Linked DNA regions of Mus musculus: region 1 is linked to region 2. Evidence: chromatin contacts called from ENCODE POLR2A ChIA-PET data. All regions are on one chromosome and are shown on one strand. The core of a region is the stretch at or near the end of the contact, and the rest is flanking DNA. Distances in the headings are between cores, read along the strand shown. Region 1 holds the start of B3gntl1 (UDP-GlcNAc:betaGal beta-1,3-N-acetylglucosaminyltransferase-like 1). Region 2 holds the start of Narf (nuclear prelamin A recognition factor).

Region 1 (5,590 bases), core at 1,710-4,209, 440 kb after region 2:
GCTGTGCTTAAGGAATTATAGATACGAACTACATTGGCGATTGCCTTGAACCAGAGTAACCCATGCACTTAAGAGTCATATATCCAAGATCAAAGCATGAGCAGAAGTGGGATCTGATGAGGGCTTCCTGATTCATTGAGGTTATTTCCCCTTTATCCTCACACATGAGAAGGGTAAAGGGTTATTTGGAGCCTCTTCCATAAAGCACTAATCCTATTTCCATTCATGAATCTCCACCCCCATGACCCTATCGTCTCTCAAAGACAACACCTCCTAAAACTCACACATGGATTAGGCTCCACCTACAAACTGGGGGTGGATGCAAACAGAGACAGCAATAAATCCTTACCAAAGAGGGAGAAACCGACTGAATGGGAGCCAGTGATAGGCAGAGGCAGACAGATCTCTGAGTTCTAGGTCAGCCTGCTCTGTGTGTGTGTGTGTGTGTGTGTGTGTGTGTGTGTGTGCGTGTGTGAAGAGAGAAAGAGAGAGAGAGAAGACAGACAGACAGACACGGAGACCCACTTAGTTCTTAGTAGACAGTAGACCTAATCACGAGCCCTGGAGATTACCAGGATGCTATTTTCCACCAGGATACTTTTCTCCAGATTGTAGCAATACGAAATCATTTAAGTTTATAGGTTGCTAAGAAACCATAATTACAATTCAATATGTTACCTCCTCTGGGAGAAGGAGAGTCATGGCCTCCGATGACTACAGAGATTCCAGAATCTTCCAGTTTCACCTTCCATTTTTCAATGATGGCCCTAGACTTGTCCTGTAAGTATGACACAGCAGGTCAGGGCACTTCCCTCAGATGTGTTCTGTAAAGTATTGAATCACCCAACAGCAGGCCCGTAAATACCTTGCTGGCATCGTTAAAAACAGAGAGCTCCATGGCACCTTCAAAGTCTTGCTGCAAAACAGACATCAAGCACTCATCCAACCACTGCTCAGCGTTGTGCACGGGGAGGATGATAGACTAGAATTCAGAGAAACGGGTTAACAAACAGCCATGGAGAACTGCCCTCTCTTCAGCATCCAGAAATGTTTATCCCACAAGATGAGGCCCTGGCCTTCAGGTCTAGAACCATGATGGATGGGGCAAGCCCAACAAACCAAAAAAATGTCTGTTTCTCCTCTCTAAGCAGTTGGCATTCATTTGGTCCATAATATTCAATAGGTCTTAGGTACCCCTTAGGATCGTGATGCTTTTAAAAATTGTTCCATTTATTCATCCGTTATTGTATGTGTACACATGACCATGAGGGCCGAATTCAGGTTATCAAGCTTGGTGGGACGTGCCTTTATCCACTGGTCTATCTGTCCCCATTTCCTTCTAGATGCTTTTGAAAGGGGGGGAAACCTTAAAAGCATCAAAATGACCCCTCAGTCAGTGGTAGATTCGTGATTCTGATCACTAGGCAAAAGCATCAGCATTCTGGTTAAACATCCCCTGCTATGAGAACCAGACTCCAACAGTGACCCCTTTATAGGGGTCATCACAGCTCATCAAAGAGCCAAGCTGGACCAGGAGGGCGTGGAGAGGCCCTTAATCTTTATTCAACACTTGAATTCTGGCACCCTCACTTTTTCTCAGGGAATCTCACAAAGCCAAAGTTCCTAAAGTAGTATGGAATAAAATCACTGAAACCTGATAACCAAAGGAACCAGGAACTGCCTCAATTTTATATGATATAGTAAGTAGTAAAGAACAGCCAAGAAATTAACAGTTGGCCTCACCCCCCCACCCTGAATTAATGTGAAAAAATAAAACTGGACATGTTTCTGAGCAGGAAAACCAATAGGCTAGGTAGATGTGAACATATACATACATATATGTACATGTTACAAAGCTATATATAACACAAAGGCTATATAATCTCTACAGACAAGGTCTACATATAATATAGGCAATATCTACATAAATCACTGTAGAGGCCATCTATGTATAGTGTACTTTAAATTACTGAATCTGAACACGGTTATAAGAATCTTATAAAGGAGTGTTGAAGACACCGTCCTTTACAAATGAAGCGCTCTTTGAGGAGCTGATGATCCCAAAGTGGCATTCTATCCTGTTTGTGTTTATTCTGAAAACATGTTGCTTAAAGGCTTTTTATTTGTTATTTATTTGAGCTATTGGGGATTGAACCCAGGGTGTTTCACATGCATGTCAGAGTTACACCCCAGTCCTCTGGACTTACTTTGTAAAGGAAAGAACTTTCTTAATTTTCTCAAGACCTACAAGATTTTAACTGAAAAGGGGTGTTATGACTCATATTTGTTATCAGTAAGTGTGGCTCGGACGCTGGAGGGTTTCAAGGTTATCCTCAGCTGTATGTGCTGCAGGCCAGCCAGAGCTACAGACCTCACAACTTTAAAAAAAAAGATATAAATTTCTGACAAAGGCCTTGATTTACCGGTTTCCAATTTCAATAAGACTGGCATGAAAAATACAATCACTTGGCGCAATGCCTGTGAACCACACTTAATGCACCCTGGCCTGAGACATCTAACCCACCTGCTAGGTATTAAGATAGGTGTGGCATGCTGGCGAGCAGGGATATGGCGGGAGGGGCGCTAGTAGGTGTGCAGGTTAGTGTACGGTATGAGCTCGGACACATGTCTACCTCGAAACGGAATGGTGGGAACCCTCCAAGCTGAGGTTCCCGAACCCGTGGCAGCGTACAGCGGCTGCGAGCCGGAGACAAGATGACTACCGTGGAGGGAGAAACAGCAACAGAAGAAGGCACAAGAGGGCGGGACCGCGTCTCACCCGGCCATACCTACCACTAGGGCCAGCGAGCCGCGCGTTGTGGCGTTCTCGGAGACCTCCATCGCGCGGCTCCACTGCCCTTTTCCTGCAATCGCAGTCCTGCCTAGGAGGCCAACGCATGCACAGCAAGCTCCAGGAGGCGATGCACAGACTGGACCGCTTCCGATTGGTGCAGAGCCACGTGGCTCGCTAGGGACTTACGGGTATGGGAGGGCTGTTAGGGGAACAGCCACGTTCTATTGGTGTAGAGACACGTCAGTCAGTAAGGGAAGGCGGTCCTTCGAGCAGAATGCTCAGGGAGGCGGCCCGTCGGTGTTCTCTGGATGGTGGAGCGGGAGGGGCGAGCCGCCGTTCTCGGCGGGAGCAGCTCGGGCGAGGGGTTCCGGGGTGGCCAGAGCTGAGTGTGTGGGCGGGGCCTGGCCGAGCAAAGGGTTGGGCTTCCGGAGTCCGTGGGCGCCCCTGGCTTTGCGCCTTCGTCCTTCTCACTTGCCTCTGTGGCTTCTTGGCCTGCGGAAGTCCTCCTGCCCCACCTGACGGAAATAATCGCAAACTGAAGTCCGCAGCCAAACTAACGTTATAAAAAAACTTAAGAACGGGGGGAACTTGTGGGGGGACGCCACCCTGTGCAAGTAGGTGGTTACTTAAAAATCCCACCGCAGGTTGGGCCTATGTAACTTTAAAAAGGAAAATGCCAGTAAGCTTAAAGCAGGCGACATTTCATCAGAATCTTGTTTGGTCTGACTGCTCCAGACAAGGAGGAAGGACCCCCTCCTGGAGGAAGGTTCTGGGTCTGGACTGGGTCTGTCTGGAGTGAGCCAAAGGTAGATAGTTCTCATGGACCCAAGGCCCTCGTGTGGCCTGCATTAGGACACATGACGCTTGGTCAACGCCAGATAGTTGAGTTCCTATGCTACACAGAGATTCATTGTCCCGGGGGATACTGGGGAAGGAAGTGTTCTATGAACTGTGGGAGTCCCAAAGTTAGGCATCCCACAGAACCAAAAGGTTTCACTAAATTACTTCCAAAGGACGGGTGACAACCTCTGAGCTGCGTGGAACCCAGATATTGATAAAACACCTGATTACTTAATGTAGATAACCCATGTACATTTTGTTTCGTTAGTGCTTTTCTAACTTAATGCTTGTGTCTGCAGTTTCTCCAAATGGTCATCCTACAACTAGAAATATATTTTAAGATGGCATATTTTGGTCATCCACACCCTCCATTTGTGAGGGGTGACACTGAGGTCACCCACTGGCCTTGGCACCAAGCAGCCCTCAAGAGTTTCCACACTTAAAAATAGCAGGAGATGGGTGGAAGAGATGGCTCAACGGATAAAGACAGTTGCTGCCAAGCCTTAGAACCCGACTTTGAGCCCTGGGACCCATGTGGTATCAAGGAGAGAACCTACTCCCACAAGTTATCCTCTGACCTCCGAACATATAGGGTATGGTGCACAACCCCACACACCCCCAACACATGCGCAAAATAAAATGTAATTTAAAAATAGCAAGAGCTCTCAGCAAAGCTTTAGACTGCAGTGCTTTTCAAAATCTTGGTTAATTTATTTTATGTATGTGAGTGTTTTGCCTGCATGTATGCGTGTGTGCCACATGCCTCCCTGGTGCCCATGAAGGTCAGAAGAGAGTGCCAGATCCTCTGAAACTGGAATTACAGACAGTTGTGAGCCACCAGGCAGGTGCTGGGACTCAAAACTATGTCTGCAAGAGCAACAAGTGCTCTTAACTGCTGAGCCAACTTTCCTGCTCTGGGCTGCTGCTCATGCATTCAAATTATTATTATTATTATTATTATTATTATTCTTTCCTCAGTAGAAAACAGTGGCCTACTTTTTCGCTCCCCAAAAGGAAAGAACCTACACTGTCCCTGGCAGTTCTGCAAAGGAACCGAGTACCCTTAGCAATCTTAACAGCTTAACTTCTGGAGATGCAGTAGTGCCCAACCTCTTTCCACAGTCTGTTCTAGGCATTGCCAAACTTTTTCCTACCTGTATAAACAGGGTGTCCACCCTCTTCCACGAAGCTGGAGCAGAGCTATGATGGGACCTTTGCAGGTCACTGTGAGAGAACAGAGCTATGATGGGACCTTTGCAGGTCGCTGTGAAAGCTCTCTAGCTCACCTCACATAGAGAAGGTGAGCAGGAGCTGTGTACAGTGGGTGTGCTGTGTCTAGCAGTATGCTGCCCCTCTTACCTGGACTAACCCGCTCAGGTTACTACTCTTAAGTGCTCTAAACTAAGGCATATGGGTGTGTCTGTGAGCACCTCTTTCACAGAAAAATAAAAGTTTTGTTTTAAAAATTAGATCAAATGCAAAATATTCGGTAGCTTGTTACAAAGCAAAGCACTATGTCATGTATGATATTTTTACTGAAATTGCATCTTATCTGAAAAGCCAGTAAAAAATAGCATTAAGTGAGTTGAGTAGAAATACAACCTTATCTTTAAGTCTGACCAAGGCAATCTGAGGATTTGTTTTCAAAGACCCAATGGTCTCTCAGAGTTAATGTGTGGAGAATAGTTTCATTTCAAATGACTTAGTAGTAAGTAGCATTCTAGCTCCAGAGTGACCTGAAGATAAGGAAGCACAGGTAGTTTCTACACCTTTGTGTTTGGAGTGGGCTGCACTGCTTCCATCTCACCTCCTGTAATCTTTTGCAGCAAGAAAGTTCCTTTTAGATGTACCCTCCAACACAATATGTGTAGACAGTATCCTCCAACACAATATGTGTAGACAGTACCCTTCAACATAATATGTGTCGACCCCCCCCCCCCCCCGACAGGGTTTCTC
Region 2 (5,072 bases), core at 823-3,322:
GGATCAGCAAAATGGCTGAGCTCCTAGAGTTGGTTCTGAGTTTGATCCTTGGAACCAGGATGGTAGGAGAGAACCAACATCTGTATGTGTGCAAGTATATACACAAATGCACACACATACACATATACATATATATTTTTTCCATGTACATGGGAAAATTGCATGAAACAGGAGAGAGGAAGAGAACCAGAAGATAGCTGTGAGACAGAACAGGTTTTGGTTCTGGTGATAGGACCTGGAGCTCCTCGGGCGACTGCCCGTACTCCCGACATCACTGAGAATAATTTTAGTGAACTGAAAGTAAGGTAAACTCACAATGATGTTAACATTTTTATTTCTTTATGTTGTGTGTGCGCACATCCATAGTAGCAAGTGGAGGAGAGGACACCTTGCAGGGGTTTACCTTGCTTTACCTACTAAACCGTTTCACTGGGCCCTAAATTCATATTTCTTTTTGTTTTATGAGCGTTTTGGCAGCATGTGAGCAAATGCACTGTGTGTCTGTTGCCTCCGGTGGCCAGAAGAGGCGCTAGATCCCTCGAGTTGGAGCCCGGGAAGTTTCTAGCCAGTCAGTCACAGGTGCTAAGAACCAACTTTGATCCTCTGAAAGAAAGGCAGTGCTCTTAGCCATCATCTCCCTAGCCCCCTTATATTTCTAATGATATGTTTAAACTCAGCTTTTAGAAGGCACTGAAAAACAAACTCCATTTAACAAGCTAATTCAGAGAATTTAGGGCTGGGGATGTGACAGCCAGCTGTAACTTGGGGGCACTGTTACTGCTGGTCCAGAAACAGGCTGCTCTCAGTTATTAGAGACACTTCCCTCGGTAAACCATTATCCTATAATCTCATTCTATTATTGACATTCCAGGTCAAAGGTCAGTGGCCTTTAAGGGATGCCTGGTACTATAGTAAGTTTCTTTAGCTGTCCCAGGGGAGTTATATGTACATTATTACACAGGACGATTCTCTTGCCCAGCTGTGGATTCCATAGATAAGGTACATCTTTTGTATATTATGTAACTTGCCCTATTCTGTAGGTGGTGTGCAGCTATGATATCTACTTTATAAAGCTTTCCTTTAGCCTTCTTCCAGCATGCTGTTTGGCTCTAAAGCCGCTGTCCTTCAGGTAGGAGTAAGAATGCACTTATTTAATTTAAATTTGAATTGAGTCTGTCTTTGGTCTTTCCCAGGGGATTGGAACACAACAAAAGAATAATGCATTTAATCTGCCTTGGAGACAGGTCTCACTGTGTAGCAGTATAGGGCAGTGTTGGCTTTAATTTTATCATTTTCCTGCCTCAGCCTCCTGAGTGTTGGGTAATTGCCAATAGGCCTGCTCATCCTACCTGTCATTTTGTTTGTAGACAGGTACATGTGTAGTACTGGCCGTCCTGGAACTCAGAGATCTGCCTTGCTCTGTCTCCTGGGTTCTGGGACTAAAGGCATGCGCTAACTCGCCAAGATTCAAGGTCAGCCTACTTTGAATCTACACGCCAGACTCAGCAGCATTGCCCATAAAGCAAAGCAAGCCTGCTGCGCATGTGCACTTGTGCCGCACCGGCCTACGTGAGGCTTCGCTGGCTGGTCATGGCGGCGGTAGAGGGCGGCGCCGGCTCCGCCCTCCAGGAGACGCAGTAGAGCAGAACTTACGACGCTAACTTGATTGAGCGGGCCAGGCCGCGGCCACTGAGCAAGGCGCTCTGAGGTCGCCGCGATTCGGCCTCGTCCGCTCGGTCAGCGCACTCTTCCTGCCTCATACGCCCGCCTTTGCCAACTTTCCCCATTAGTCCTTAACCAGGCAAAAACTGACAGGAGGATATGTCCCGGCCGGGCAACTACTAGTCGAGGGACAAGCTCCACCCCCGTTCTCTGATTGGCTCCTGGGAGGGACCTGCCACTTCCTCACACTCTCATTGGCTTAAGCGGCGGAGGCGGGGTGAGCGTGCCATACCATCCTTGCACTCTTTTCATTGGCTCAGGGGTGTGGCTCATCTTGCTTAGGCTCTCTCATTGGTCTACTACAGTCCTTGGGGCGGGGCCTCCGTGCAAGAAGACAACAAAGGGTCGCAGGTCGCTAGCGGGCGGCAGGCGGCGGTGTTCCAGTCTTCCTTACTCCTCACAGCTTAGGCGCGTCGGCCTCCTGCCAGTCCCACTCCAGATGAAGTGTGAGCACTGCACACGAAAGGTGGGTGCGTCGTCCGGCGGGGCTAGGGGCGAAAGCCAAGGCTGGAATCGGTGGTGAGGGTCGGGCTCAGCCGGGTGCACCTTGCTCTGTTATGTCGGCCTCTGACAGCCATCACCTGTCTGCAGAGGACTGGGCGGCGAGCTGGCTGTTGTCCACTGCAGGCGAGTGCACCGCCGGGACTGTCCGTGGAAGCTACTGTTCTGGGGCCGGGGATTGATCTCAGTCCCGGCACCCTGTTGTGGAAGTGAACGATTAATAAAGTAATTAGAAATGATGCTTTGAGCGGCTCTTCTACTTAAACAACAACAAACTTCAATACAACGAAGTGGAGAAGGAATAAAGGGCAGGCAGGCCCTCCTGTCCTGCTCCACTAGGTGGCTGAAGTGACTGACAGCTGCCTCACTTGCCTTCACACGTGATGCATGTGCAGGAATCTCGTTTGGTTTTTTGTTTTTTTACAGGAATTGTATCATATCCAAATACTCCATACGTTGTTTTTTTTTTTTTTCAGAGAATCGCCTGTAATCTTGTGTAATAGCCACATCTAAATGTTCTTATATATATTACCGTTAGATCACTTCCTGTTCTTCATTACTACTACAAACAATACAAATGGAGGGTGTGAGTGTTTATGTGTACCCTTCTATAAGTATGGATGATTTTATTTTGTAGAAAGGGTTTCTTAGAAGTAAGATCGACTGCTCAGGATATGTTTTGGTTTTTGGCATCACACTAAATTATTCTTGACTGAGCTCGGTGGTACACACCAATGATCCCAGTGCTTGAGAGACTGAGGCAGGAGCTCAAAGTTAGACAGTGCAATTTATCAAGACCCTATCTCATTAAAAAAAAATATGGTAGCACACATCTTAATCTGAGCACTCAGGAGGCAGAGGCAGACTTTCTGTGAATTTGAGGTCAGCCTGGTCTACATGGTGAGTTCCAGGACAGCCAGGACTATGTAGAAAGACTTGATCTAAAAAGGAAAAAAATAGATAAATAAAAATAGAGAAAAGAAAAATAATTTTCCTTTCTAACATCCCCCATCCTTTTTTTTTTTTTTAAAGGAATGTAGTAAAAAATCAAAAACTGATGACCAGGAGAATGTGTCCAGTGATGGGGCCCAGCCAAGCGATGGGGCCAGCCCAGCCAAGGAGAGTGAAGAGGCAAGTAGATGCTTCGGGTTTGTGTCAGCCTAACGTGAGCGTGAGTGGATCGGGTTTGTGTCAGCCTAACGTGAGTGTGAGTGGAGTGGCTACTGTTGTTTCTTCTGTCCAGTCTTATACTACCTTGCACTTCACTGCTCTAAGAAAGACTGAAGTAAAAGTGGGAAGAGCCATGTATAGGACAGTCTTGAGTCTTCTCAAACATACCAGGCCAGGAACTGCTTGAGAAATAGGAATATTGTGGTACAGTGTTGAAACCTTATTCTATAAAATGGAAGGAACTCACATTCTGTAATGCATGCAGACTTGAGGGTCAAGTTCCATGATTCTTTAAGCTTGCTGTTTAAGTTAACTAAGCTGCTTGTTTAGTTCAGTTCTTGTTTCAGCTAGTTGTGATGCTTGTTTGTACATACTGTATCACATTGTATCACATATTGTATCACATTTGGAGCTGAGCTTCATACCTGTCTCACTTCATGCTCTGAAGAGGCTACTGCATGTGTCATGCCACACTATGGATTCACAGAGAAGGTTACAGTCACAGTTGTCTTAGAAAATATTAGGACTAGTCAGGAATGCTGGTACACCTTTGGAGGTCCAGCTCAAGGTCAACCTAGGCTGTATAATGAGACCTTATCTCAACACAAAAACTGAGGGAGGGCTAAGGATTAGTCAACTGATAGAGAGCTTAGCTAGCTAGCCTGAAATTCTGAGCTCAATCATTTCAAACAAACAAATTGATTTTAGAGCTTACTAGATAGCTCAGCCGGTAAAGACACTTGCCACCGAGTCTCAGGATGTCAGTTTGATCCCCAGAACCCATATATGACATCTGGAGACTTATGAACACAGGTGACAGGAAAAGACCAGTTTTTACAAGTCGTCTTTCTACCTTTACACCAACATATTGCACACACACACATAACATCAAACAAGAAAGCAATCAGTCAATGTAATATAAAACTTTTTTATGTAAGTGTAGAATTAATGACATTGGGGAAGTAGGTGGCAGGAATTTTTTTCCTTCGACCTAGTACTTCTGATGTACTGTTTAATCTGATGGGCATAGTTCTGGCCCTCCTGTGTGTCCAGTGCTGTCCTTTGTGAAGCAGGCCTCTGGGGAGCAGCAGTGCACCAAGAGGCAATGGTCCCTGGAGTCCTGGATCAGTTTGGGCCAATGCTTTAGACACCAGACCTGTACCCTAATGCCTACCCTGTCATATAAAATCCCATTGACATATTAGGGCATACCTTAGAAGGGGAGGCCTGCCTAGACTGCACAGTAAAGTTCCATCTCCAAAAATAAAACAACCCTTTTGAGGCCCTATTTCTTATCAGTGTTGTGAGGCGTTGAGTTTCTTCCATCCCAGGGTTCTGGTAAGGATGAGATAAGTTTGAACACAGTCTAACCAACATCTTGGCAGTTTAGTGTGGGCATAATTTTTAAAAGGCTAAGGGATGCTGGGTAAAAGTTGGTAGACTGGGCCCTGAAGGTAAGAATTGAAGGTAGGATGGACCATCGGATAGATGTCTGCACTACATAAATGCCTGGTGCCCGCTGAGATCAGAAGAGGATGTTTGATCTCCTGGAATTGGAGTTATAGATGGTTGTTAACCACTGTATGGATGCTGGGTATCTAACCTGGGTTCTCTATACTGCTGAGCTATCTCCAGCTCCTATTTATCTATTTTACTTTTTTTAAAAAAAGATTTATTTA

What was found. ChIA-PET counts read pairs that join two places held with the same protein, here RNA polymerase II (POLR2A).
Region 1: POLR2A ChIA-PET joins it to region 2 with 15 read pairs in embryonic stem cell. The contact joins the promoter of B3gntl1 here to the promoter of Narf in region 2. POLR2A ChIA-PET finds 5 or more read pairs at or near these places in 2 of 5 experiments (Patski and embryonic stem cell).

Annotation. Positions count from the first base shown.
Region 1 is chr11:121,670,192-121,675,781 of GRCm38, forward strand. B3gntl1 (UDP-GlcNAc:betaGal beta-1,3-N-acetylglucosaminyltransferase-like 1) reads right to left here and starts at 2,960. Exons shown (of 13, transcript NM_178664.5): 1 at 2,794-2,960; 2 at 866-982; 3 at 679-778. The coding sequence starts at 2,841.
Region 2 is chr11:121,235,164-121,240,235 of GRCm38, forward strand. It overlaps Narf (nuclear prelamin A recognition factor), which reads left to right and starts at 2,073. Exons shown (of 11, transcript NM_026272.3): 1 at 2,073-2,188; 2 at 3,256-3,354. The coding sequence starts at 2,162.